Regions from separate parts of the Homo sapiens genome. Here region 1 is linked to region 2. Evidence: read pairs that join two places in POLR2A ChIA-PET (ENCODE). Cell type or tissue: Panc1. All regions are shown on one strand. Each heading gives the region's core, and the rest is flanking DNA. Links, peaks and the distances in the headings are about the cores only. Region 1 overlaps NINL (ninein like). Region 2 overlaps ZNF337-AS1 (ZNF337 antisense RNA 1).

Region 1 (16,846 bases), core at 3,837-11,836, 150 kb after region 2:
CTTTGTCCGTCCATCCATCCCTCTGTCTGTCCATCCATCCTGCTATCTGTCCATCCATCCAGCCCTCTATCCATCAATCCATCTGATTTCAGAGTCACTGACCAGCATTGCTGTGCTTCCCCGAAATGCTTCAGCCTGGAGCACAGGACTTAACTGTTGCTGGTTTTTCTCCCCAGCCTTATTGAGGTGTGATTGACAAATAAAAATTGTATATATTTAAGGTGTACAATGTGATGATCTGAGACATGTGTACATTGTGAAATGATGACCACAGTCCAGCCAGTTAACACGTCCATCTCACCTAGTTATGTGTGTGTGCTGAGAACACTTGAGATAGACTCTCTTAGCAAACTTCAAGGAAGCAATCGGATCTTATTAACTGTAGTCACCGTGCTGTACATTAGGTGACTCCAGAACTTACTCATCTTGTAACTGAAAGTGACCCCCCCCCAACCAGCATCTCCCCCACCACCCAGCTCTGTAGCCACCCTTCTACACCCTGCTCCTGTGAGTTCCCCTTTCCTTAGATCCCACATGTGAGTGAGATCTCACGGTGTTTGTCTTTCTGTGTCTGCTAATTTCACTTAGCGTAATGTCCTCCACATTCATTCACGCTGTTGGAAAGGGCAGAACGTCCTTCTTTCTAAGGCTGAGTCGTGCTCCATTGTGTATGTATCAGGGTGTAACTGTGACTCCTCCCTTGCTTCAGGACAGCTGCAGACCTGGGATTCTGAGGACTTTGGGAGCCCCCAGAAGTCCTGCAGCCCCTCCTTTGACACCCCAGAGAGCCAGATCCGGGGCGTGTGGGAAGAGCTGGGGGTGGGCAGCAGCGGACACCTGAGCGAGCAGGAGCTGGCTGTGGTCTGCCAGAGCGTCGGGCTCCAGGGACTCGAGAAAGAGGTGAGGGGCACAGCAGGCCACCCAGCCACATATTCCTGGCCATGGTCACGGTTTAGTGTTGGGTCTGGAAACCCCTCTACCCTTCAGCCACTCATGTAGGTGCATCACTTTCTAATCTAAAATCCTTTGGTGGCTCTTGGCATTTCTGCCAAAGGCTAAAATCTCCAGACACCTTTGAAAGCCCGTCTCTGATGGAGTTGCCCAGTCTCACCGACTCCCTGCCACGCTCAGGTGTAGCAGGCACTTCCTGTTCCTTCACTGACATCCTTCCTCTGCCTGGATGCCTTTCCCCCTTCTCTGTGTGGCCGGGTTCCACTGCGCAGCCAAGACAAGGCCTCCAAGACAAGGCCCCCAAGCCTGTCCTCACTCTCCAGTGGCCATGTTCCTTCTCCTCCTGGGTGGGAGGCCAGTCTGCCTTGCTGGAGTTCTTCTCAGCCCTGTGTCCTTGCTGGGCCTCACACTGCAGGGCCTGGCCTTGCTCAGCATCCCGCAGGATCCAGCCCCAGCAGACACTGAATAAGCATTTGTAGAACTGGGAAGTTCAGGTGACACCCACTCACAGTGAAATGGAAACCAAGGCCTGTGGGTTTTACAAGATAGAGGGAGGGGTCGGCTTGGGAAAATATAGCCCGCATGGTCTACACAGTTTTAAGGCTGGATAAGACTAGGAAACGGCCCTTGTTGGGTACTTGGAACCAGAGGGAGGGAGGGAGGGAGGCCCTGGTGAGGGCGGTTGGGTGGAGCTCTTGTGGGTGGGCCTGAGATATGACGGCTTTTGTTTAGGAACTCGAAGACCTGTTTAACAAACTGGATCAAGACGGAGACGGCAAAGTGAGTCTTGAGGAATTCCAGCTTGGCCTCTTCAGTCATGAGCCCGCGCTACTTCTAGAGTCTTCCACTCGGGTTAAACCGAGCAAGGCTTGGTCTCATTACCAGGTAAAATGCAACAGTTAAATCCTGAACCCAGCAACCACTGCTGTCACTCTCTGGTGACTAAAACTGCTGACTCCCTCCCTGCCTGTGTCACCACACAACAAGCTGTCCAAGAACTGGACAGGCCATGCACACACGCATGTATATGGGAGGCCACGTGACGTAGATTCTGGAGCCACATAGATTTGGGGTGGGTCCAGTGTTGCTCTTCCCTGGCTGTGTGTCACTAGGGGAGTTACCTTCTCCAAGCCTCAGGCTCACGTGTAAGATGGGGGTGGTTCGGGTGCACACCTCCTGGGACTACAGAAGGCAATGCTCAGCTGAGGAACATGGCAGCTCAGGTGCCCACCCGATGCAACAGAAGGCAGTGCTCAGGTGAGGAACGTGCTGCTCAGGTGCCCACCTCCTGGGGCTACAGAAGGCAGTGCTCAGGTGAGGAACGTGCTGCTCAGGTGCCCACCTCCTGGGGTTACAGGAGGCAGTGCTCAGGTGAGGAACGTGCTGCTCAGGTGCCCACCTCCTGGGGTTACAGGAGGCAGTGCTCAGGTGAGGAACGTGCTGCTCAGGTGCCCACCTCCTGGGGTTACAGGAGGCAGTGCTCAGGTGAGGAACATGGCTGCTCAGGTGCCCACCTCCTGGGGTTACAGGAGGCAGTGCTCAGGTGAGGAACATGGCTGCTCAGGTGCCCACCTGCTGGGGTTACAGGAGGCAGTGCTCAGGTGAGGAACGTGCTGCTCAGGTGCCCACCTGCTGGGGTTACAGGAGGCAGTGCTCAGGTGAGGAACTTGCTGCTCAGGTGCCCACCTGCTGGGATTACAGGAGGCAGTGTTAAGGTGAGGAACATGCTGCTCAGGTGCCCACTTCCCAGGGCTACAGAAGGTAGTGCTCAGGTGAGGAATGTGGCAGCTCCTCAGCCTGTGCTGTGATATGCCCCAGCAAGAAAACTCCCTCCCGTCCTCCCCATTGTGGAATGGTGAGGGCAATGTTTCTGTGTTAGTCTGTTCTCGCATTGCTAAAGGAATACTTGAGACTGGGCAATTTATAAAGAAAAGAGGTTTAATTAACTCACGATTCTGCAGGCTGTGCAGGAAGCATGGTGCCAGTGTCTGCTCGGCTGCTTCTGGGGAGGCCTCAGGAAGCTTACAATCATGGCAGAAGGTGAAGGGGTGCAGGCAGGTCACATGGCCAGAGCAGGAGCAAGAAAGCGAGGGGGGAGGTGTGACACACTTTTAAACAACCAGGTCTCATGAGAATTCACTCACTATCATGAGGTCAGTACTAAGAGGGATGGTGCTAAACCATTTGTGAGAAATCTGCCTCCAAGATCCAGTCACCTCCCACCAGGCCCCACCTCCAACATCGGGGATTACATTTTAATATGAGATTTGAGCAGGAACACAGATCTAAGCCATATCAGTTGCCAAAGGATCCATCGAGTCTGTCTAAGATTGGTCCTGATAGTATCCCTTAACCTGTGCTCTATCTCTTGCACAAATACCGGGTCTCTCTGCAGTTTGAGGAGACCAGGGCATGGCTGCTCAGGGGCTGGATACTTCCTTGCTGCTGCAATTGGTCCTGAATTTGGTGAGTGGTGTTGTAGGACCAGTAGTGCTGTTCTGCACTGGGGGTAGGTACACCTGAGAATCTAGGTTTCTGACTCTAAAGTCAATGAGGGCCGGGCATGGTGGCTCACGTCTGTAATACCAGCACTTTGGGAGGCCAAGGCGGGCGGATCATTTGAGGTCAGGAGTTGGAGACCAGCCTGGCTAACATGGTAAAACCCTGTCTCTAGTGAAACTACAAAAATTAGCCACTTGTGGTGGTACACATGTGTAATCCCAGCTACTCAGGAGGCTGAGGCAGGAGAATCACTTGAACCTAGGAGGCAGAAGTTTCAGTGAGCTGAGATCGCATCACTGCACTCCAGCGTGGGTGACAGAGTGAGACTCTGGCTCAAATAAATAAATAAATTTAATTTAATTTAAAAACCTAAATAATTTAGAAACCTGGTGAAAAAAATCAATGAGGACCCGGCACAGTGCTCATGCCTGTAGTCCCAGCAGTCTGGGAGGCCAAGGCAAGCAGATCACTTGAGCCCAGGAGTTTGAGAGAAGATGAGACAACATTGTGAGACCCCATCTCAAAGATTTGAAAATTATCTAGGTGCGGTTGCACATGCCTATGGTCCCAGCTACTTGGGAGGCTGAGCAGGAGGATCACTTGAGTCCAGGAGGTGGAGGCTGCAGTGAGGCTAACATCAGTGAGAACGACAAAGAAGAAACTCAGAAGCCAGCACTGAGGAAGGGTCAGGCAGCCATGTAAGGCCAGAATGATCAACATGAGGTCCCACAGGTCATGCTTAGTGTGGGTTGGGGAGATGCCTCCTGAGCTGGCTTGCCTTCATTGTCGAACCCCATGAGTGGCCATGAGCCACTCATGCTGCATTCTGAGGGTCTGGGGGTGTGTGCGCCTCTGCCTGGGCCAGCGCACTTCTGCCCTTCCAGCCTGCCTTGGGTTTCTTTTCACAGCTGAGACTTTCCTGGTGCTGGCATGGACTCTATGGGCCCCTGCCTCTGCGAGGCCAGGCTCCCGCCTTTGTGAATTCAAGGGTGGAACGTTAAAACTCCTTTGTCGTCCCTCTCCAAGTGATGAGTGTGCTGACTGGGGCTGGCCGGTTGGGCCACGTGGGTGCAAGGCCTCAGAGTCCTGGGTGTTGGGGGCCTTGGTTGCATGTCCCGACTTTCTTACCTGCACAGCCATGTGACCTTGGAGAGGTCATGTGATGGGGCTGCACCTCTGACCCCTCTGAGAGCTGAGGATGGTCTCATGAGCTGTTCCTGTGAGGCCCTCTGAGCACAGGCTGGGGAGGGTGGAGAGCACATCAGCAGCACACAGGCGTGAGGCTTTGGACGCTGGGCGCTATGGAAGTCTTCCTGACATGCAGGTCCCAGAGGAGAGCGGCTGCCACACCACCACAACCTCATCCCTCGTGTCCCTGTGCTCCAGCCTGCGCCTCTTCTCCAGCATTGACGATGGTTCTGGCTTCGCTTTTCCTGATCAGGTCCTGGCCATGTGGACCCAGGAGGGGATTCAGAATGGCAGGGAGATCTTGCAGGTTTGGAACTGGGTGATGCCTAAGCTGGACAGGGGACCTGGGGGGCCCGTCTGCTGCAGAGGAGGATGGATGGAGCGTCCCAAGCCAGGGGACCCAGCAGGGGTGTGTGCTCTGTGCAGAGAATGCCATGCAAGGAAGTCCAGGTAGAAACCTATCTCTTTTAATTTTTGTTACTAAAATATAGGACATTATAATTTAAAAAGATAAGAAATAAAACACAAAGTTAGTGTGAAAAAGTCCATTTGAAGGTAGCCTTTAGTGGCTTAGACATTTCCCCTGAATGTTGGGCCAAGGAGGTTAGATGAATGGAAAGAAATTGCCTGTTGTGATGATGACGATTTCTGTTGGGCACCACTGTTACAGCAGTTACTGATGATCTCAGAGTGAGCCCGGACTCTCCTGGAGCCCCTGCCTGGCTGGTTGAGCTGTTCTCCCCCATGGCGCCCACTTACCCCAGGCCCTTCCCACCATGGGCCAGGTGTCAGGAGGTGCACCCTTCCCTCCGTGTTCTGCTGGGGCTGCCTGGGAGGGAAGATGTGGTCCTTGCATGGGACACAGCTCCTTACAGGCTCAGGCTTCCCAGAGGGATGCAGGCCAGCCCTGGAGATTTGGAAGGAGCTCTGCCCTGGGCACAATTTGGCAACAACTGTGCAGGGGCAGAGGTGTGCAGGGGCCCAGCATGGATGATGGAAGACAGCCTCACGAGGTGCAGTGAACTCAACTGAACAAAAACCTATTAAATAAGAAAGAAAGCCTACCTGCCCCCCTCTCCCTATTCCCTGGAGGGGGCGACAGCTGTTGGTGTAGTGGGTGTACTGCAGAGCTTTTCCCTGGCACATGAGAGATGTATATATACATTCTGGCTAAATTTTTTTTTTTTTTTTTTTTTTTTTTGCGAAATTGGTGTCATACTGTTTGTCTTGCTAATTTGTGCGACCCTTCGCTTTTCCTATGATAAATCTGGGCATTTATAATGCAACGATGTCCTCTTGCTGCTGTGCCAGCATTTCTCTGAGGCTGGACTCCTGAAGTTGCACCCTGTAACTCTTGGAGGCTCTGTCATATTCCCTCAGAAAATGTCCTGTTGGCACAGATAGACAATACAGGAAGGAGCCCAGACAGCCCTTGAAACAGTCCACCCTACTCCACAGACCAAGACCCTCATTGGCGCAACCTCATCTGTTACCGAGTCCCCCAAGATGGCAAAGCCAGACCTGGACAGCTGGCCTCACAATTGTCCTGAGAGCCAGAGGCGGAGGCAGGATCACCAAAAATCGCTTGCAGGAAGGGCAGAGAGCACAAGTCTCTCGGTTCCAAGATGCCCGACACCTGACTCCACAGCCCTGGGGGTGCCCTGGCTGCTGCTGTGCGCTGGCTCTGATGAGTGCATGTTGCCTCTGCCCTTTCAGAACTTATTCTCTTTCCCATTTGCGCTAGAGCTGCTGGTGCTGCTCTGCAAAGACGCCCTGGGTGGCTTCTCCCTCGCTTCATGATAGATTATTGCCAAATTCTGCCTTGCAACTCAGTCAGCATTTCTGACCTCAGGCTGCTGTGGCGGTTCTGTCCCTCTACGCCATCCAGTGACGTGGTGGGGAGCGTGTGCTTGTGTAGGGACAGCTTTCCAGGCGGCTCCCCAGCCTCTCCCAAGATGCCATTGCTCCTCAGGAGCTGCTGGGAAGTGGGCAGTGTGGAAAGTCAGCCCCTACTTCACAGGAGACTCTGGGCCAGGCACGTCCTGGCACCTGCTTCAGCCGCCCTGCCATGGTGCCTGCCGCCGGCCTGAGCAGGGCGTTTGTAGCCACAAGTGGAAAGCAGAGCCAGGAATACCCAAGGCGGAAAAAGCAAACACGACAGAACGTTAGCTGCCGCTCCCTTGAGCTGAGGGTCTTAGGGTGTGTGTGACTCTATTTTTTGTTGTTTCAGTAAAATGCCGGCTGTTCTGTGCTTTGAAGTTTATTAGTGTATTCTTCACATTTCTGTGGGGAGGAACACCCCGCTCTGGAAAGCTTTTTGGCTTTAAGCCTGAGGGCTGCTGTGGGGACCCCCTCCATCTCTCCACGCTCTTCTTGGTGGCATGAGCTGCAGGTCAGGCCTCATCGCAGGGAATCCCAAGGCTCACATCCTTAAAATAGATTATTTCAGAGGGAAAAGGGCCTTGTGCCCTGGCCTCCACAGCAGTCCCCATGAAGGGCCTGCAGGGGACTTGCCCCTGCCTGTGTCTGACACTTTGTCCAGGAAGAGGGGTTCTGTCTAGCCTGGGCCTACGCACCCCTGAGGCAGAGGCAGGAGGACCAGGCCATTGACAGCCCACCAGAGTTGCGTGGGATGGAGGAGGAGCACCCCTCAAGACGCAGAGACCTTGGCAGACAGGAGGGGCAGGTGCTGCCTGGGACAGCCATGCTGGGCTAGGCCCTGGATCAGGGAGGGAGCAAAGAGGTGTCTGCTTGGGGAAGTCCCTCAGCCTCTCCTGCTTACCAGGCTTGCTGCTTCCAGAGCCTGGACTTCAGCGTGGACGAGAAGGTGAACCTTCTGGAGCTGACCTGGGCCCTTGACAACGAGCTCATGACAGTGGACAGTGCCGTCCAGCAGGCAGCCCTGGCCTGCTACCACCAGGAGCTGAGCTACCAGCAGTAAGAGGCCACAGGGGACTGGGGAACGTGGCAGTGTGGCTGGCCAGGTGGGCCTGGAGGGGGGTCTGGGACACAAAGGACACCAGTCAGCTCTTATCCACCCCACATGGCCAGTCCTGGGGCAGGGCTCTGCACACTGTCTGTCCCGTGCTCTCTGGCCCCTCAAGCCGGCGCTCGCAGAGGGACAGGAGCAGAATCTAGCCACGGAGCATGGACAGGTGAATGGCAGCCGCTCATCCGTGTTTCTGGGCTGGGTGGGGCCTGAGGACCTGTGCCGTCTGAGTCTACACAATTTAAGGCTCGCTGGCTTTCCTCCCACTTGTTGAGGTGCTTGGGATCTGTATGTTGGGGGCCCCCACTGAGCCCTTTTCATTGAGGTTTCGAAGGGACAGACATGAGGTCCCCCCTCATGCTGGTGCAGGCGCTTGCCAGCGCCAGGTGGGGTCCTGCCGCTGCCTCTCGCGCCAGGGGGCTCCCAGGCTGGGCTGTCAGCAGGAGGAAGGAAAGGCGCTTTTCAAACGTGGTCACAAAATGCCCCGTGACGTTGGGCTGAGAACCCATTCCCTTTTAATTGTGTCTGTTTGGTTTGGCTGACCATTCAGGCCATCCGTCTGCTAAGCAGATTTGCAAAAAGATTGTCGTGGTGTTTTTGTCAATGTTCTGAAGCTGCAGAAAAGATTGGCAGAAACCACAATCTCAATCCTAAAGACTGCATCTGTCCAGGTGCAGACAGCGGAGCCGCCTCTGGCCTCAGGCAGCTCTGCAGATAGAACTGGAGAAAGGCTTGCCCAGGTCCCTCCCCTGGCCTTGGGACAGGGAGGGAGAAAAGCTCCTTTCGTGGGGAAACAGTCACTGGAATAGCAGGTGCCACCAATGATTTACACAGTGCCTCAGCTGGGTCAGGGTGGCCAGGCAGAGCTGAGACCACATACAACCACTGCGTTGTGCTCTGGTGACTCACTGTGTGCTCACTAGCGTGCTGGGATGCCCATGCAGGGCTAACAGGTGGCCATCCTCCCCGCCACATGCCCGTTACTGAATTAGGTACTTGCGATCCACGCCCAGCTGCCGATGAGAGGGCTCACAAACCAACTCCCACATGCCCTGGGGCTGCATAAGTGATATGGCATGCTGTGGGACTCCAGGCTCAGTCTTCCTGGGTTAGAAACCACCTAGAAACTTTCCTTGCCAAGTCACGTGGCCCCTCTCTCTCAGTGTACACATCTATAAAATGAGCATAGCAGTTGTAGAAACTGCCTTAGGAGCAGGCTGGTGGAGCAGTGCCCGCTGTATAGTTGGTGTGCTAGTTTCTATCATTGATGCAGATATGGGGCCCAGAGCCACCTGGCATGGCGGGTCAGGCCAGCAGTGGGGTCCCATCTGACCCTGTCTCCTTCCTGTGGCAGAGGGCAGGTGGAGCAGCTGGCAAGGGAGCGTGACAAGGCAAGGCAGGACCTGGAGAGGGCCGAGAAGAGGAACCTGGAGTTTGTGAAAGAGATGGACGACTGCCACTCCACCCTGGAGCAGCTCACGGAGAAGAAAATCAAGTGGGTTCTGGGCCCAGGTGGTGGATTCTTACCTGGGCCTCCCCAGCCCCTTTGAGGGCAGGTAGTGGACACAGGGCTGCCAGGGGCCAGAGCTGCGGGTGTGGCTCAGTGGAGACCCCCCTATTTCACCTGAGTCAGGGGGAATCCAGGGGGCACAGCCTTGAGAAAGCAGCAGAGCCCTGCTCTTCCTGGGGTTGGTGCAGTGCCTGGCCCTGGCTACGTCCCCATGGGCCGAGGAGGTCCTGCCTCCTGCCCTCGCTTTGCTGGGCTCTTCTCACATAAGCCAAGCCTTTCGGCCCCTAGCTGCGTGCCTGTGATGCAAGAGGCAGGTGGCTATGTTGCAAGGACTGGCAATGGTTTCCTTTTGGCCCAGCAGGTAGAAGGAGCCCAGAGAAGGAACCCAACTCCAGGTATCACAGCTGTAGTGACCCCGATGCGGGGACAGTTGTGTGGAACAGTGGCTGGATAGACCAGAGAAAAGGATTTCTGATTTGTTTTTATTTTTGTTTTTGTTTTTGAGATGGAGTCTCCCTCTGTATCCCAGGCTGGAGTGCAGTGGTGCCATCTTGGCTCACTGCAACCTCCGCCTCCCAGGTTCAAGCAATTCTCCTGCATCAGCCTCCCAAGTAGCAGGGATTAAACAGGCGCCTGCCACCACACCCAGCTAATTTTTGTATTTTTAGTAGAGATGGGGTGTCACCATTTTGGCCAGGATGACCAACTCCTGACTTCAAGTAATCCACCCCCATCAGCCTCCCAAAGTGCTGGGAATACAGGTGTGAGCCACCACGCCTGGCCTTAGATTTCCGATTTGTTTTGTTTAAGGATACAACCACCGCACTGGTTCACAAACAGAACATCTGAGGAAATTCCGCCCAAGAGGGTGTCCCAGGCTCAGGCAGGGAGAGGGGCTTCTCTACGTCATTGGTGGGGCACATGTCTGCCTGGGCTGAGCTGCTGTTTTTCACCTGAAGTTTGCGCATGCCTGGAGGGTCCTCCGGGGTAGCTCAGGACAGGCTTTCCTGGCTCTGAGTCACAGCTCTTGGGCAGGGGCAGCAAGACATGGCTGGCCTCCCTGCCATTCTCCCTTGTCAGTGGGTCCTCTGCTGGCTCGGGAGGTCTGCCCGAGGCTGCAGTCCTGGCCCTGTTGTCCCCACGCCCTTGGGTTCTTGGTCTGCAGGTCGGCCCACCCTCTGCATTGCACAACACAGACACAGCACTCGCTGCCATGGTCCTGGTGGTGGTGGCTCAGCTGAGCGTGGCTAGCAAAGAAGAGCTATGCGCGATGGAGCCACGTGGTGTGGCACCCTCCAGGGATGCGGGCGGTTTGCTTGGGGTGCTGCGGAGTCCCCAGGGTGAGCCTGCAGATGGGAGCCTGGCTGCTGGCCACATCGCATGTTGGAATTGTGCCAGCTGCACTGCGGGCTGAAGCCTGAAGCTGCTGCTCCTTTACCAAAGAAGCCCTGAGCATCTTTGTCGTGAACCTGGGGCTCCAGGGGTTGAGGGGCTACTGATGGGTCCGTGGCCTCTGGAGAAGTGAGTTTGGTTGGTGAAGACAGCTGTGGTGTGTCTCCTGTGTGCACCAGGGGTCGCCTCACGTAACAGCCACTGGGACCAAATAGGCCATTTATCCCCATTGTTCAGCCAAACAAACTGAGTCCTGGAGCAGCTCAGTAACTGGCCCAGTCCCGCAGCAGTGAGCGTGCGTGTGTGAAGCTGACACCCAGGTCTCCCTTCTCCTGGCCTTACACTGTTTCTGGGTCAGCCGAAGGCCACTGGTCAGCTTTCTGGGGAGCAAGAGCCTCAGGTGGGAGAAGCATGAGGGCAGAGCCCAGCCACTCTCCTTCAGGCCTTCCAGAGCCAGGCACAGTCCGGGGCCAGCTCTAAGGCCAGTGGGCGCCCCCCATCTCCATAACCCATGTCCTCAGGGTTTCCACGGATCTGTGCTGGGCAGAAGGGGGTCCCCGCTGCACCTCCTGCAGCCGCCACCTCCACATGGTTCAGTCCATAGGGGGTGGCTGGGACAGGGCGGGGCCTCACCCCGCCTCTGTTCGCCTGCACCTCCCAAGTGCCCTTTCCTTCCAGGGCTGGCTGGGGACGGCTGTACACAGCAGGTCCAGATCTACATGTGCCTCTACATGGTGTGGGGAGTTAGTGTGAGTGCATGGGGCCTGTGGAGTGCAAGGGCATGTGGGATGCAATGAGGGTGCTGTGAGCGTTCATGGGACCTCAGGTATGTGGGGTACAGCGGTGGTGCAGTACGTGTACATGGGGCCCATGGGGTGCCATGTGGGTGCTGTGAGTGTATGTGGGACTCATGTGGTGCCATGTCAGTGCTTTGAGCATGCTTGGGGCCTGTAGGGTGCAGTGGGGGTGCTGTGAGTGTTCCGGGACTAGAGGGGTGCAGTGGAAAGTGCTGTGTGCATGTATGGGGCCTGTGGGGTGCATTGGGGGTGCTGAGTGGGGTTGCTGAGTGTGCGTGGGGCCTGTGTGGTGCTATGTGGGTGCTGTGAGTGTGTGTGGGGCCTGTGGGGTGTAGTGGGGGTACTGTGTGCATGGGACCCATGGGGTGCAGTGGGGGGTGCTGTGTACATGCATGGGGCCTGTGCGGCCTGTGGGCCCCCTGGAGTGTACGTTCTTGGTGCCACTGGCTCCTGTGGCTGTGGTGGTGGTGGGAAGCCCCTGTGGGACTGTGGTCATTTTCAGGGAAGCTAAAAGTCAAGTCTCCTTTAACCAAACATGAGGAGGTGTCTGGTGAGGCGAAAAGCCAGGTACAGGGACAGGTGCAGGCAGTGGCTGGGGCCCTTGCCCTCCACATGGAGGTGCTGGGCCAGGCCTCAAGGCCCGAGTTCCCTGCCCTGAGCCTGGAAGGCATTTTGTTAGGAAGCGGTATCCCTGCTCCTGTGGGCAGGGAGGGTCTCTGTGGTCTCCGTCAGCTGAACTATTCTGGGCCAGCCTTGTAGCGTTATCATTCCCACCTGGCTGGGGAATTCCTAGAGGAGGGACCAAAAGATGCCCCCCGGCCCCTGGGGGAGGTGACCTTGACTTTGTTGCTTAAGACGTTCTCATAGCTCCCTGCCTTCCGGAGCGCACATGAGGCCAGCTTGGATCTCCAGAGGAGACAATTGCTAACATTTAGGAGCTGAAAGTATGTCAGGGAGACCCACGGGGAGCTCCAGGAACTCATTTCCTCTCCCTGGACGCCCCCTCCTTTCTCCTGACGGCTCTGTTGTAAGCTCGGTTCGTCCACCTCTCACTTTCATCCTGAGTATCGGGATCCACCTATCCCTGTTGGTGCCACAGGGATCTTGGTGCTGCCTCTCAGGACCTGAGGGGCTGGGTTCTGACCTCCAGCGACTTCGTTCTCCCGAGCACAGCCTCATCCCAGCCTTGGGGTTAGCAGGGCCCCTAGACAAGAGTGCTCCTTGTGAGACACTTGTGTTCAAAGCTGGAAGTAAGTTGACTCATACTCAGTTTGAGTAACTGAGAACTGATTTGCTTCTGTCCACACGTGTATACCTTGATTCTCTCCCAGCCATTTGGAAAGACTTGTGTGAATTGTCTTTCCCAGGGTTAGAGGATTGGAAACACTCTGTCCTGGAACCTGGTGGAGGGATGCATTCGAGGTGCTAAGCTGCAGCCTCAGAACCCACGTGGCCCTGAGAGCTTGGGTTTTGTCCCATGAGCAATGGGAGTTATGAGTAGGTTTCTGTAAGTAGCTTTTATTATTGCATTAGGTTTTCCTTATTATAAATGTAATGAGTGATACATGTTTATTGCACACATTTTAGAAAGTACAATTAAAGGAAAAATAAAACCAGAAATCTCACTTTCCCGGGGGTATCACTCTTTACATTGCCTATATATCTTTCACCTTTTTTTTCTATGCACATAATTCTTAAAAAAATGATACCATGTTGTGGCCGGGTGTGGTGGCTCACACCTGTAATCCCAGCACTTTGGGAGGCAGATCACGAGGTCAGGAGATTGAGACCATCCTGGCTAACATGGTGAAACCCCGTCTCTACTAAAAAATACAAAAAATTAGCCGGGCATGGTGGTGGGTGCCTGTAGTCCCAGCTACTCGGGAGGCTGAGGCAGGAGAATGGTGTGAACCTGGGAGGCAGAGTTTGCAGTGAGCTGAGATCCCGCCACTGCACTCCAGCCTGGGCGACAGAGCAAGACTCTGTCTCCAAAAAAAAAAATGACACCATGTTGCATATGCTTTTCTGATGGCCACAGAGCATCTCACCTGGGTCTTTGTGTGGATCTGCCATAATTTATTTAACCATTTCCCTATTTTTGTATATTTCAAAAGTTTTTAAAGAGTAGGCTGATAGGAAATATGTAGCTTTAACACTACCCCAAAAGATTTATGGAGTATTAAATTAGTCAGATTATTGTACTTCCTTCATACTCTTCCCTTTTGAGTGTTGTTTCTTTAAAGTTCTAAGCCAAGATTAAAAGCCCGGGCTCTGGGGCTTAGGTGTCTCGGACTTGGTTATGGGCGTCACCAGGCTTCTGCAGAAGTAGGAGCCTCGCTGGTCTTCAGTCTGGGTAGACGTGGTTTGAGAATTCCAGTGAAGCTGCTGTTTCAGAAAGAGATGAGACTGAGCGTTGAACACTGTTTTTCCTGCTAATGGAAACAGTTATTGTAAAAGATGAATGTAGCAGCTGAGAAAAAAATATCCCCCACCTCTTCCTCAGATTGCTTTGGGAATTCACTGTCCATGGGTTTCATGCTGCCTCCCTCCTTGGGAGGGAGGTGATTTTCATGTGCATTTGGTATCGAAAGTCTTTATCAAAGGGCTGTTACCTGCCATGCACACCGGGTGGAGGGGCCACCTTGGGACTCACCCCAGGGAGCTGTGCTCCTCGCTGTGAGGGGGCAGCTGGTGGCATTTGCCATGTGACCCACCAGATCCCCTTGTCTGGGGTCACCTCCAGCAGCCTGTGAGGGAGGAGCACCCACCCTCAGATTTGCCTCCCAGCATGGGCAGCTCAGCCAAGGCAGGGCGGCCCTGCACGTGCTGAGGACAGGGGCGTTTCTAAGAGGGAGGAGGCTAGGAAGGGGGTGGCGTGGGCCTGGGCAGCCCTGACATGACATGTCTGACGTGTGATGTGTGACATGTTACAGGCATCTGGAGCAGGGGTACCGGGAAAGGCTGAGCCTCCTGCGGTCTGAGGTGGAGGCGGAGCGAGAGCTGTTCTGGGAGCAGGCCCACAGGCAGAGGGCCGCGCTGGAGTGGGACGTGGGGCGCCTGCAGGCTGAGGAGGCTGGCCTCCGCGAGAAGCTGACCCTGGCCCTGAAGGTAGGGGCATCCCCAGGGCATCCAGGAAGCTGGGGGGGTGCCTGAGCATTCCCCACACCCACGTCATCCTGGTTGAGGATCCAGATCCACACCTGCCAGTGCCCTCAAGCTTATGTTTCAGGGCAGGGCCCGAGGGAGCACCTGCTGCAGTGAGGAGGTGTCCCACTTGCTGCAGAGCAGAAGGGGTCCTGGCTTGCCAGCAGGACATTGCCCCTCCTTCCCCACCACTCCCACTTTCTGCTCTGGGCCAGGTGGACCTGAGGTCAGGGAGGGCCAGCACCCGCAGCCAGCACTGCTTCAACCCCAGAAACCAGGAACACCCATGGGGGCAGCAAAGAGACCAGAACCTAAAGCCCAGCCTGCCCGAGGCTGGCTTTGTGGCCTGGAGCTGATGGGGTTTGATGGGCTTTGGTGAGTGTCTCACAACTGTCCCCTGATACTGACTCCAGTGAGGCATCGCAGCGGGACAGAGGTGCTGGCCCTTGCTGTGCTGGTCCCTGCTCTGCTCCTGCCTGTGTCCTCCTCTCCTAACTCCCCACACCTGCCCCACCTCCCGGGAGGAGAGGCTGGGCAGCCTGAGCCCCCCAACAGCCTTGCTCTCCACCCTTCTCACTGCAGTCCCCCACCGTCTACAGATGCTGCCTCCTCCCCTGGCAATGGCTGTCTGAGCTGTCCTGGTACGATATCTGATCCCTGGTTCAGGAATGGCTCTGGAAGGATGCCTTTTCTATAATACTTTTGCAATGCTTTTGTATTCCCCACCCTTTCTTTTTTTTTTTTTTTTTTTCCTTGAGATGGAGTCTCGCTCTGTCGCCCAGGCTAGAGTGCAGTGGCATGATCTCCACTCACTGCAAGCCCCGCCTCCCAGGTTCCCACCATTCTCCTGCCTCAGCCTCCTGAGTAGCTGGAACTACAGGCTCCCGCCACCACGCCTGGCTAATTTTTTGTATTTTTAGTAGAGATGGGGTTTCACCATGTTAGCCAGGATGGTCTTGATCTCCTGACCTTGTGATCCGCCCGCCTCGGCCTCCCAAAGTGCTGGGATTACAGGCGTGAGCCACCGTGCCCGGCTCTCCACCCTTTCTCGTATGACTCATGGCCTTTCTGAGCACAGGGTAAGGGAGGGGACAAGAGAAGTGAAGACGATGGGGTAGCCACAGTCTGGGTGGGCTCTGGCGTCTGTCCTGGGAGGGTGGGGGACATCCCCGGCACAGCCGCCTGCACAGCACCAGGTGCCTCGCCTGCGGTGGGTGGGGGTTCTTTCCTGATGCCCAGTCCTATGAGAAGCAAGCCTCTCACCTCCATCCTGCACACATCCCCTCCGTCCTGCAGGAGCCTGATGAGCCACTGGCCTGTGTCTCCTAGGAAAACAGTCGCCTACAGAAGGAGATTGTGGAAGTGGTGGAAAAGCTTTCGGATTCGGAGAGGCTGGCCCTGAAGCTGCAGAAGGACCTGGAGTTTGTGCTGAAGGACAAGGCGAGTCCCTTTGCTGACAGTCTGCCTCCAGAGGGGAGGGCCTGCTGGGCAGAGTGGGGGTGGCGGGGGTGGCCAGGGAGAGATGCGGCAGGTCACAGAATGCGGTATTCTCCTAAAATTTAGAATGAAGAGAAAGTCAGCATGAGGCCTTCCCTCTGCTTCCTCTGCATGACAATGTGGGGGGCCGTCTGCCCACACAGCACAACTGCTCACTAGTGACAGCCCTCAGTGGTGGGGGGCGTGGAGGGAGGGCAGGGCCTTCCCTGGGTGTCACCTAGGGAGGAGGATGGGGAGAGGGGCTGCCCAGGGTCAGGGTCTGGGCTCCAGGGATGAGTGTGGCCACCTTAGATCTAAGTCTGGAAAATCCTTCTGTCTTGTGACCTTCTAGACGGGGGAGTAAGGAGAAGGAGGGGGGATGGCGGCTATACCTGGAGATGCAGCGCCTGGTGTTGGCAGAAGCTGGGCAGGTTCTTGGAGCCCAGGGGCTGGAGAAGCAGGTCCCCCTCTGGCCCGAGGCCCACCCGTGACTTCCTTTGTGTCTGCCTTTCAGCTGGAGCCACAGAGTGCAGAGCTCCTGGCCCAGGAGGAGCGGTTCGCAGCAGTCCTGAAGGAATACGAGCTCAAGTGCCGGGTACGTGCCTGCTCTGTCTGCCTTTTAGTCTCATGTCCAGGCTCTGGGTCTCCACACGCAGGTGGTCCACAGTAACGCAGGAGTGTCTGCTCCAGGGAGAGCCTCTGCTTGCGGCCATGCTTGACCATGGCCTTGCCACACTCCTAGACTTAGGGTTCCCTGGCTCTCGTTGCCACCTATCCTGAAGGCCGCCTCTGTGTGTCCAGGGACCATGCAGGGCATTGTTGTCTTCTGTTGTTCATGTTTAGCTTTCCTGGGCCAAACCTGCCATGCGTGTCCGTCTGTCAGTTGGAGACATAGGA
Region 2 (13,002 bases), core at 4,453-12,452:
CATACTCTCCTCCACACCTGTGGTTATGTCTTACTTTTGGTTTTCTTTTTCTTTTTCTTTTTTTTTTAAGAGATGGGGCCTTGCTCTGTTACCCAGGCTATTCCAAGTGATTCTCCTGCCTCAGCCTCCCAAGTAGCTGGGACTACAAGCAAGCACCACCACACTTGGCTAATTTTTGTACTAGAGACAGTGTCTCACTCTCTTGCCCAGGCTGGTCTTGAACTCCTGGTCCCACGTATCTTCCCACTTCAGGCTCCCATAATGCTGGGATTTCAGGTATGAACCACCATGCCTGGCCATTTGGTCCTTTTCCAGCTTCTTACATTGGTATTAAACTCATTTATTTGCTTCTTCTTGTTTTTATCAAAATATCTTTCAGTTTCCGAAATGTATGCTGAATGTCATTTCCTTTCTTTATGCTGCAATTTTTACTTTTACTTCTTCTGTAAGCTAAGACTCCAATGTATGTTTTCAATGTCCAAATGGATACATTTTTTGTTACCTTTCATTTTTAAATTTCTGCATTGTGGTCAATGTCTCTCGCATTACTTCTGCCTTTTCAAATTTATAGTTTATTTTTGAAACCAAGTACCTGATAAGGACTTCTGAATTTTCATGTTTTAGAGTAAACTGTAGTATCTAAAAGGAAAGTGTAGGTGTGTATATACACATACACAGAAATCAACTGTTCATATTTCATCTCATTTTTTCTATTGTTTCATACTCTTTAATATTGTCTCATTTTTATTTTAAAACATCTACTAAATTATATATGTAAAGAAAACATACAAAATACACTTTTTTTTACTATTTATATTACACTTATAAATAGATGTGTTTAAAAACACATGACAAGAAGTTCCAAGATGGCTTCAATCCCCACCACAGAAAACCAAAACCAAATATGCACCTCCAAACTCCTCACCAGCAACAACCCGGAGCTCAAGTACAAGGGTGAGACCATTCCCAGGGCCACAGAGAAGAGGAAAAACTTCAAGCAAAGGACAGGAGAATTGGACTTCCATATCCATGATGCCCCTCCCCCTATTATGCCTGGCACCAGTCTCCCTGCAGCTCATGGTTTCTACAATGGAAAAAGTGAAATTGAGGTTGTCAGCCACTTCTCCAACTTCTTGGATTCCCAGGCAGGAGACCTCTCCATGCTTTAACCCATGGGTAGCATCGTGACTGCCTGAAGGGAGAATTAACCCTAAGGACAGGCAGAAACAAGCAGGGTAGGCAGGACTACCACCCCCAGCCTCAGAAACCGCTTTGTAACTCAGCCAAAGGAGATGCTAAATCAGAGTGTCTGTTCACCAGCACCATGCTGTAGGAGGGAGTTCCCCAGGTCCCCTGGGCATGAACTCCTAGACAATCTTCCCTCACTGCTGGGATAATATCTTTAGGACCTCCTCCATTTAGGACAGGCAGCGCTCTGACCACTTAGAAGAGAAGAGGCAAACCTGGGCTTAACGTGCCACCTACAGCCACAGAGAAGGCAGCGACTTAGTAGCAAAGATTCACCAAGCAAATATGTTCAATAAAAAGCAAAATAAGCCAGAGAAAACTAGAATAAATAACTAATCTTCCATTGCAAAAACATATATATATACCCACAAGAAACAACAGTAAACAGACGAATATGACCTCCCCAAAAAGACAAACCAAAAATCCAGAGAGTGACCCTATCTAGATGGCAACTTGTGAGCTCTCTGACCAGGAATTCAAAATAGCAGTTTTGGCTGGGCAAGTGGTGACTCGTGCCTGTAATTCCAGCGCTTTGGGAGGCCGAGGCAGGCAGATCACTTGAGGTCAGGAGTTCAAGACTAGCCTGGCCAACATGGCGAAAACCCATCTCTACGAAAAATACAATAATTCAGCTGGGGTGGTGGCTGGGGCCTGTAGGTGGGAGGGATCGCTTGACCCCAGGAGGTTGAGGCTGCAGTGAACCATGATCGTGCCACCGCACTCCAGCCTGGACAACAGAGCAAAACTCTGCCTCGATAAAAGAAAGAAAGAAGATAGAGAAAATTACCTCCAAAGACCAAATCTAAGAATGATGTTCAAGAGGAAGCTGACCAAGAGCAAAGGGTAGAAATCTTCTTCAAAGAAATGATAACAGAAAATGCCAAAAACAGGAGAAAGAGATAAATATCCAGGTGCAGGAAGGTGTTAGTACATCAAACAGATTCAACCCAATAAGACTATCCCAAGGCATATAATAATCAAACTCTCAAGGGTCAAGGACAAAGAGAAGATCCTAAAACCACTGAGAAATAAGAAGCAAATAACATACAAAAGACCTCCAATGTGTCTGGCAACAGACTTCTCAATGGAAATCATACAGGACAGGAGGGAGTGGAATGACATGCTCAGTACTCAAAGAAATAAAAACTGCCATCCAAGGATATTGTATCCAAATGAACTGTCATTAAAATATTAAGGGGAGATAAAGTATTTCCCAGATAGAATTCACCACCACCAGACCCTTCTTGCAAGAAATGCTAAAGACAGTTCTTCAACCTGAAAGAAGAAAACACTAATGTGCAAAAGAAAACTTATTATTTTACATAAAAATGTATAAATTGGCTGGAGCATTGGTTCATGCCTGTAATCCAAGCAGCTTGGGAGGTTGAGGCTTGTGGATCACCTGAAGTCACAAGTTTGAGACCAGCCCGGCCAACATGGCAAAACCCCATCTCTACTAAAAGTACAAAAATTAGATGCATGTGGTTGCAGGCAACTGTAATCCCAGCTACTCAGGAGGCTGATGCAGAAGAATTGCTTTAACCCGGGAGGCAGAGGTTGCAGTAAGCTGCGATTGCACCACGGCACTCCATCTCAAAATGGAGTGAAACTCCATCGCAAAAAAAAAAAAAGTATAAATTGAGACAACTAAAAGTTAAAACGTGGGGGTAGGAATTAAACTGTAAAACTTGTGGGGGTTTTTTTGGCTTTGTTTGTTTCTATTATTTGGGATCTAAGATAAGTTGTCATCTCTTTTAAATAACTCATATCTATAAAAACATTTTTGTAAGCTTCATGGTAACCACAGCAGTTTTTATAATAGATCCACTACAAGTAAAAAGCAACAAATTAAAACATACTACAAGATAAGGAAGACAGTAAGAAAGGAAGAGACAAGTCTCAAAACAACCAGAAAACAAGCAACAAAATAGCAGTAGTAAGTCCTTACTTATCAATAATAACACTGAATGTAAATGTTCTCACTTCTCCAGCTAGAAAACATGAGTGGCTGAATGGATAAAGAAGCAAAAACCAACTATATGCTACCTTCAAGAAACCCATTTCACCTCTAAAGACACAGGTAGACTGAAAGTGAAGGGGTGGAAACAGATATTCCATGCAACTGGAAAATTTTAAAAAGCAGGACTATCTATACTTATATAAGATAAAATATGCTACAAATCAAAGACTATAAAAAAGAAAAGGAGGGTCACTGTATAATGATAAAGGCATCAATTCAGGAAGAGACTATAATCTGTGCACCCGGCTGGGTGCAGTGGCTCACACCTGTAATCCCAGCACTTTGGGAGGCTGAGGCAGGTGGATCACGAGGTCAGGAGATCGACACCATCCTGGCTAACACAGTGAAACCCCGTCTCTACTAAAAATACAAAAAATTAGCCGGGCATGGTAGCCAGCGCCTGTAGTCCCACCTATTCGGGAGGCTGAGGTAGGAGAATGGCGTGAACCTGCGAGGTGGAGCTTGCAGTGAGCAGAGATCGCGCCACTGCACTCCAGCCTGGGCAACAGAGCAAGACTCCGTCTCAAAAATAAATAAATAAATAAATAAATAATCTGTGCACCCAACACCAGAGCTCCCAAGTATATAAAGCAAACATAATAGCTCTAAAGAGAGAGTTAGACTATAATACAATAATAGTAGAGGCTTTTAACACTTCACTCTCAGTAAAGTACAGATCATCCACACGGAAAATTAACAAAGAAATGGCAGAGTTAAACTACACAAGATCTAATAGGTCTAACTGACATTTAAAGTAAATTTCGGCTGGGCACAGTGGCTCACACCTGTAATCCCAGCACTTTGGGAGGCCGAGGTGGGAGGATCACCTCATGTCAGGAGTTCGAGACCAGCTTGGCCAAAATGGTAAAACCGCGTCTCTACTAAAAATGAAGTAAAAAAAAAATTAGCCAGGCGTAGTGGCGCATGCCTGTAATCCCAGCTATTCGGGAGGCTGAGGCAGGAGAATTGCTTGAACCCAGGAGGCAGAGGTTGCAGTGAGCTGAGATCATGCCATTGCACTCCAGCCTGGGTGACAAAAAAAAAAAAAAAAAAAAAAAATTTCACCCAACTGCTATCGAATGCAGCAGTTTTACCAGTACATGGAACGTTCTCCAGAGCAGACCATACCTTAAGCCACAAACCAAGTCTGTATCAAGTCTGATTTCTATCCAAAAAAAACAAGTCTGACTTCTATTTGAAAAAATAGAAATCATATCAAGTATTTTTTCTGACCACAATGGAATAAAACTACAGAAATCAATAACAAGAGGAATCTCAGAAAAATACACAAACACATGGAAATTAAACAACATGCTCCTGAATGACCAATGGGTCAAAGAAAAAATTAAGAAGGAGCCAGGTGCAGTGGTACATGCCTATTGTACAAGTTACTCAAGAGGCTGAGGCTGGAGGATCACTTGTATCTAGGAGTTCTGGGCTATAGTATGGTATGTCAATTAGGTGTCCATGCTAAGTTCAGCATCAATACAGTGACCTCCTGGGAGCAGGTGATCATCAAGTTGCCCAAGGAGACTGGGAAGTGACCCAAGTTGGAAACAGGGCAGGTCAAAACTTGCATGCTGATCAGTAATGAGCTATGCCCAGGCAACATAGCATAGGCAACATAGCAAGATCATCTCTTAAGAAAAAAATAAAAGAAGAAATTTTTTTTTTCTCTTTTGAGACAGGGTCCTGCTCCATTACCCAGGCTGCAGTACAGTGATGTGATCACTGCTCACTGCAGCCTCAAACTCTCAGGCTCAAGAGATCCTCCTGCCTCAGACTCCTGAGTAGCTAGGACCACAGGCATGCGCCACCACAGTTGGCTAATTTTTTATTTTTATTTTTTAAAGACTGGTTTTTGCCATGTTGTCCAGGCAGGTCTCAAAATCCTGGACTCAAGAGATACACCTACAGTGGCCTCCCAAAGCACTGGGATTAACAGGCATGAGTTACCATACCTGGCCTAGAAAAAGGAAATTTTAAAATGTCTTGAAACAAATGAAAATGGAAATATGACATATCAAAGTCTATGGGATACAGGAAAAGCAATACTAACAGGGAAGTTTATAGCAACTAACGCCTATATCAAAAAAGTAGAAAGACTTCAAATAAACAACCTAACGATACACCTCAAGAAACTAGAAAAGCAAGAACAAACCAAACCCAAAATTAGTAGAAGGAAAGAAACAATAAAGATTAGAACAGAAATAAATGAAAAGAAATCAACAAAATGAAAAGGTGGTTTGGTGGGCTTTGTTTTTTGTTTTTTTTTTTAGACAGGGTCTCACTCTATTGCCCAGGCTGGAGTGCAGTGGCACCACCTCTGCTCACTGCAACCTCCACCTCCCAAACTCAAGCCATCCTCCCACCAAACAGCTGTGACTACAGGCATGTGCCCACACGCCCACCTAATTTTTGTATTTTTTATAGAGATGGGGTTTCGCCATGTTGCCCAGGCTGGTCTTGAACTCATGAGCTCAAGTAATCTGCCCACCTCAGCCTCCCAAAACGCTGGGATTACAGGCATGAGCCACCATGCCCGACCTTGTTTTTTTGGAAAGATAAACAAAATCAACAAACATTTATCTAGACTAAGAGAAAAAGAGAAAGATCCAAATAAAATCAGAAATGAGAAAGGAGATACAACAACTGAGACCTTAGAAAGGATTATTAGATACTATTGAAAGGAGTTATTTAGCTTGCCTTAGATAGATAACAAGGGAAGGGTGCCAGAGAGCCCCTGGCCCGTGGGTCAGTGCCTCATTCTCACATAACATAAAAAGCAGCCTGAGAGGCCCTGGCGGTGGCTCACGCCTGTAATCCCAGCACTTTGAGAGGTGGAGGTGGGTGGATCACGTGGTCAAGAGATCGAGACCATCCTGGCCAACATGGTGAAACCCTGTCTCTACTAAAAATATAAAAATTAGCTGGGCGTAGTGGCGTGCCGTCTGTAGTGTCAGCTACTCTGGAGGCTAAGGCAGGAGAATCGCTTGAACCTGGGAGGCGGAGGTTGCAGTGAGCTGAGATGGCGCCACTGCACTCCAGCCTGGTGACAGAGCAAGACTCTGCCTCAAAAAAAAAAAAAAAGCAGCCTGAGAAAAAATTTAGGCTGATAAGGGAACTAACACAGGGTGCTGTGCCTAGAGACATGCCCATGGTGGCACAGATAGTAAAACCTCTGGCCCTTTGGGATACAAACTTGTGCAAACCTCCAGCTCACTCAGATAAGAGAACAAGGCCTGGCATAGAAATGCCTTTGTCCTTTGTATACTCAGCAGGTTCTGAGGAAAAGTTTCTTCTCCTTTTGTGGGCATGGGCACAGTGGGCTCCGGTGGGTTCTAGTGGTCACTCTATTTTCCTTTATTTGGACTGTAAGTCCGGCTTCTATGAATTATCATTTCAGCCCGATTGGTCCCAGGCTAAGGTCCTGGGCCAAGCTTTCAATTCAGTTTCTGATAGGTCCTGGGCCAAGCTGAGCAGCAGCTATAAATCATCATTTCAGCTCCTGATTGGTTGCGGCCAAGGTCTCTGGGCCAAGCTGAGTTATGTGTTCTCCAAGACAGCCCAGGAACTAAGCACATTCCTTCCCCTTCCCAGTCCATAAAACCCGGGACGCCAGCCTCATAGTGGGCACCCCATTTGAGCCCCCCACTCTGCTGGCAGAGAGCTTTCTTCTTTCGCTTATTAAACTTTTGCTCTAACCTCACCTTTGTGTCTGTACTCCTTAATCATCTTGGAGGTAGGACAAAGAACTCCAGGTGTCATCTCAGACAAGGAGAGACTGTTACATCTTCATGCATTGCTGAGACTACAACACTATTATGAACAACTACACAACAAATTTCAAAATCTAAGAGAAATGGATAAAGTCCTAGACCTCTAAAGCCTACCAAGATTCAACCATGAAGAAATAGAAAACCTCAACAAACCAATAAGATCCAAGCCATAATAAAAAGTCTCCCATTAAAGAAAAGCCCTGAACCTGATGGATTTACTGCTGAATTGTACCATTAAAGAACTAATACCAATCCTACTCAAACTCCTCAAAAAAACTGAAGAGGAAGGAATACTTCCAAACTCATTCTACAAGGCCAGCATTACCCCAATACCAAAATGAGAGGAGGACACAACCAAAAAAAGAAAACTACATACCAATATCAGTGATAAACATAATGTAAAACTCCTCAACAAAATACTAGCAAACCAAATTCAACAACACATTGAAAAAGTCATTCACCATGATCAAGTGGAATTCATTCCAGGGATACAAAGATGGTTCAACGTATGCAAATCAACAAACATGATACAATTGCATTAACAAAGTCAATAACAAAAACCATTACTTCAATAGATGCCAAAAAAATTTTGATAAAACTCAACATCCCTATATGATAAAAAAAAAAAAACTCATCAAAATGGGTATAGGAGAAACTACCTCAAAATAATAAAGGCCATGTATGACAAACCCATAGCTAATAGCATACTCAACATAGATAAAGTGAAGGCCCCTCCTCTAAAGGCTATAACAAGACAAGGATGCCTACTTTCACTGCTATTATTCAGCATAATACCAGAAGTCATGGCCAGAGCAATTAGGCAAGAGAAGGAAGGGCATCCAAATTGGAAAGGAAGAAGTCAAACTAGCCTTGTTTCCAGATGACATTATCTTATAATTACAAAAACCTAAAGACTCCACCAAGAACATTATTAGAACTGATAAACGAATTTAGTAAAGTGGCAGGGTACAAACAAAACAACATATAAAAATCGGGAGCATTTATATATGTCAACAGTGACTGATCTGAAAAAGAAAGCAAGAAAGCAGGGCCGGGCATGGTGGCTCATGCCTGTAATCCCAACACTTTGGGAGGTCAAAGCGGGCAAATCACCTGAGGTCAGGAGTTTGAGACCAGCCTCACCAACATGGAGAAACCCTGTCTCTACTAAAAATACAAAATTAGCCTGGCATGCTGGCACATGCCTGTAATCCCAGCTACTCAGGAGGCTGAGGCATGAGAATCGCTTGAACCCGGGAGGCAGAGGTTGTAGTGAGCTGAAATCAGGCCACTGCACTCCAGCTTGGGCAACAAGAGCAAAACTCTATCTCAAAAAAAAAAAAAAAAAAATGAAAGAAAGAAAGCAATCTCATTTACAACAGTTACAAAATATGTAAGACACCCAGGAATAAATTTAACCAGAGAAGAAATATCTATACAAGGCTGGGCGTGGTGGCTCACACCTGTAATCCCAGCACTTTGGGAGCTGGAAGTGGGTGGATCACGAGATCTGGAGTTCGAGACCATCCTGGCCAACATGGTGAAACCCCATCTCTACTAAAAATACAAAAAATAAAATAAAATAATCAGCCAGGCATTCATGGTGGCATGTGCCTGTAGTCCCAGCTACTCAGGAGGCTGAGGCAGGAGAATCACTTGAACCCGGGAGATGGAGGTTGCAGTGAGCTGAGATTGCGCCACTGTACTCCAGCCTGGCAACAGAGTGAGATTCCATCTCAAAAGAGAGAGAGAGAGAGAGAGAGACAGAGAGAGAGAGAGAGAAAGAAAGATCCATACAAGGAACACTATAAAATTCTGATGAAAGAAATAGAAGAAGACAAAAATGAAAAGATATTCCATGCTCATGGTTTGCAGGAATTAATATAGTTAAAATAACAATACTACCCAAAGCAATTTACGGATTCAATGCAATCCCTCTCAAAATACCAATGACATTCTTCACAGAAATAGGAAAAAAAATTCTAAAGTTTATATAGAACCACAAAAGATCCCAAATAGCCAAAGCAATCCTGGCAACAAGAACAAACCTGGAGGCATCACACTACCAGAATTCAAAACTTACTACAAAGCTATGGTAAGTAAAACAGCACGGTACTCACATAAAAACAGACATATAGACCAATGGAACAAAACAGAGCACTCAGATGTACACCCACATATTTACAACCAACTCATCTTTGATAAAGGTGTCAAGACCATACAATGAAAAAAAGACAGTCTTTTCAGTAAATGATGCTGGGAAAACTGGATAACTATCTTAAAGAAGAATGAAATTAGAACCCTATCTCTCAGCATACATGAAAATCAAATCAAAATGGATTCAAGACTGAAATCTAAGACCTGGAATGATGAAAGTACCAGGAGAAAACACTGAGGAAATGCTCCAGGACATTGGTCTGGGCAAAGAATTTTGTATATGACCTCAAAACACACAGGCAACCAAAGCAAAAATGAAGTCCTAGCTAGTCAGGAGGCTGAGGTAGAAGGATCACTTGGGCCCAGGAATTTGAGTTTATAGTGATCTATAATTGAGCCACTACAGTCCACTCTGGGTGACAGAGTGAGGCCCTGTATCTAAAAAATAAAAAAAAGTAAAAAGATTAAAAACAGACAAAAGATCTTAACAGACACATCCCAAAAGAAGATATACAAAATGACATTTTGACACATAAAGACATACAAAAAGACAATGTACAGATGGCCAACAGGTATATGAAGCTATACTCAATATTAATAATCAAAGAAGTTCAAATCAAAACCACAATGCAATATCATCAATCTCACCCCAATTAAAATAGTCTGCATCAAAAAGATAGGCAATAACAAATTCTGGCAATGATGTAGAGAAAAGGGAACCCCCATACACTGTTGGTGAGAATATAAATTAGTACAGCTACTATGAAGAACTGTATGGAAGTTCCCCAAAAAAGTGAAAACAGAGCTACCCAGCAATTCCACTACTGGGCATATTTTTAAAAAGAAGAAAAAAGGAAATAAATACACCAAAGAGCTATCTGCTCTCCCACATTTGCTGTAGCACTATTCACAATAGCCCTAATACAATATCAACTTAAGTGCTCATCAACAGATGAATAGATAAAGAAAATGTGGTAAATATACACAATAAAAAATTATTCAGCCATTAAAATAATGAAATCCTGTTATTTATAGTAATATGGATGGAACTAGAGGCATTATGTCAAGCAAAATAAGCCAAGCACAGAAAGACAAATACCACATGTTCTCACTCATATGGAAGAGCTTTAGAGCTTCAGAGCTCTTACATGTGAGTAAGATACAGAGTAGATTGGTTGTTACCAAAGGCTGGGAAGAAGAAAGGTGAGTAGGAAGATAAATGGAAAAAATTATATAAATGTATTTATTACATTGAACTTGACACTTAAAATGGTAAAGATGGTAAATTATATACATATTATTTACCTTAATAAAGACAAAGGAAGAAAAAAATAGCAATTGGTAGAAGCTCAGCATCTTATGCTGCCTGAAGTGATGAAGGAGAACCAAGTGCAGAGACCCAAGAAGAAATGACTTCACATGCTATAGAAAGATTATGGGCTTTGAATTCATGGGACTGAGTTCAAATCCTGGCTTGCATTCTTACTATGAGATATTAGATGAGTTATCTGGCCTCTCTAAATCTGCTTCCTCCTTGTATAAAGGAGATAAGTAAAATAACTAAAGCAAGGGTGGGCCATAAGTGCTCAGTGAGTATCTGTTTCCTTCGTGTTTCCTCTTTCAGCCATAAAAAAAAGAGACACATCAGGCTAGGCACGGTGGCTCATGCCTGTAATCCCAGCACTTTGGGAGGCCAAGGCAGACAGATCACCTGAGGTTGGGAGTTCGAGACCAGCATGACCAACATGGAGAAACCCTGTCTCTACTAAAAATACAAAAATTAGCCGGGCGTGGTGGTGCATGTCTGTAATCCCAGCTACTCGGGAAGCTGAGGCAAGAGAATCACTTGAACCTGGGAAGCGGAGGTTGCAGTGAGCTGAGCCAAGATTGCACCATTGCATTCCAGCCTGGGCAACAGGAGCAAAACTCTGTCTCGAAAAAAAAAAAAAAGGAGACACATCACTGCAGTTGAGAAGTCCTTGCATAGGGGTGATGGGGGCACACCAAGGGGCCTATCATGAGTGCTGTATTCTTGAAGCATAAATCCAAGATATGAGGTTTTGCAAATCCAATATAAGGCTGCCACCCACTTGCCTTAGCCTAGGGTCCCCCAAAAGGCTTGTGCATAGGTAGCTTGTTTGCTAATGTGATTCTGGGGAGCAGAAATGCAGGATAAGGGGAGTGAAACAGAGCAAGGGAAAGACCACCACAAGGATGCATTATTAAATTGGCTGTTTGATCCCACTGGGACCTGTAGGGGTTTTCTGAAGCATCTCAAAACTGTCCATCAGGGGATGAAATGGGGATGCATTTATCCATTGACTCCAGATCTTCATCGGTCAAGAGTAGACCCCATGGCACTGACTTCCCATCACAGCTGGGTTGTGCTTGAGTGTGAAGTGGATGCCTAGGACTATTAAGCTGAAGAACAGAGATGCATAGGGCAGGAAGCAAATGATACAGTATGAGGGATGAGGTGAGGTCACTGCCCAGGTGCACCTGTGCAAAGCTGCTCAAAACATGCAGGGAAACAGTCCCCTACAGTTGTGGCTGAAATAAGAGGAGAAACAGAAAATTTTGAAACGGTGTACAAGAGGGGTCCAATACACTATCTTTCATGGGGATGCCTTATCTTTCTGCCTAGAAAGAAGGTGCTAAAGTAAATTTCTTGGAGTGTCTTTGGCCTTTCAAGTCTTCCATGATTCATGAAGATGAAACCAAAGCTTACTAAAAATCTATTGAATAGTAAAATATGAACACACACACATGACCAACTCAATTGATGCAGAAAAAAACTTGACAAAATTCAATGCCCTTTCATAATTACAGCCAATAAATTACAAGTAGAAGGACTCTATGTCAACATAATAAAAATTGCATATAAATAGGCCAGGCATGGTGGCTCACGCCTATAATCCCAGCACTTTGGGAGGCTAAGGCAGGCAGATCACTTGAGATCAGGAGTTTGACACCAGCCTGGGCAACATGACGAAACCCCATCTCTACTACAAATACAAAAATTAGCTGGGCATGGTGGCACATGCCTGTAATCCCAGCTCCTGGGGAGGCTGAGGCAGGAGAACCACTTAAACCCAGGAGGTGGAGGTTGCAGTGAGCTGAGATCATGCCACTGCACTTCAGCCTAGGCAAGCAAGACTCTGTTAAAAAAAAAAAAAAAAGGGTATGTAAAAAGCCCACAGCCAACATACTCAATGATGAAACACTGCAAGTTTTCTCTAAGGTCAGGAACGTGATCATGATGCCTGCTGTCACCGTTTCTATTAAACATAGTACTGGATAGTACTGGATGTTCTAACCAGAGCAATTAAGCAAGAAAAAGAAAACTCCCTTTCCCCTTCAACTGAGAAAGGAAGAAGTAAAATTATCTGTTTGCAGACAACATGATCTTATATGTAAAAACACAAGAGATCTTATATGTAAAAACACAGACACAAAATGTTAGAATTAAGAAATGAATTTGGCCGGGTGCGGTGGCTCACACCTGTAATCCCAGCACTTTGGGAGGCTGAGGTGGGTGGATCACGAGGTCAGGAGTTTGAGACCAGCCTGGCCAAAATGATGAAATCCCATCTCTACTAAAAATACAAAAATTAGCTGGGCATGGGGGCGGGTGCCTGTAATCCCAGCTAATCGGGAGGCTGAGGCAGAAGAACTGCTTGAACCTGGGAGGTGGAGGTTGCAGTAAGCTGAGATCACGCCACTGTACTCCAGCCTGGGCGACAGAGTGAGACTCCATCTCAAAAAAAAAAAAAAAATGAATTCATTATATTCAATTCA

Evidence for each region. Peaks named below come from ENCODE experiments on the same cell type or tissue, not always from the same donor. Only the 100,000 strongest peaks of a DNase experiment are listed, where the experiment ranks them.
Region 1: POLR2A ChIA-PET joins it to region 2 with 5 read pairs; 2 of 35 experiments call an interaction of 5 or more read pairs at or near these places.

The regions. Positions count from the first base shown.
Region 1 is chr20:25,488,942-25,505,787 of GRCh38, reverse strand. It overlaps NINL (ninein like), which reads left to right. Exons shown (of 24, transcript NM_025176.6): 6 at 710-900; 7 at 1,684-1,836; 8 at 4,778-4,948; 9 at 7,442-7,578; 10 at 8,985-9,125; 11 at 14,263-14,437; 12 at 15,803-15,913; 13 at 16,464-16,544. Among named protein-coding and RNA genes, the nearest start is that of NINL, 88 kb to the left of the region's middle. RefSeq lists an enhancer at 1,924-2,435. In Panc1, for the core only: no CTCF peak of the experiment used is centred there; a DNase peak (open chromatin) is centred at 8,567.
Region 2 is chr20:25,646,503-25,659,504 of GRCh38, reverse strand. The region is part of intron 2 of ZNF337-AS1 (ZNF337 antisense RNA 1); the gene reads right to left. It also overlaps the pseudogene RN7SL594P. Among named protein-coding and RNA genes, the nearest start is that of ZNF337-AS1, 29 kb to the right of the region's middle. In Panc1, for the core only: no CTCF peak of the experiment used is centred there; no DNase peak of the experiment used is centred there.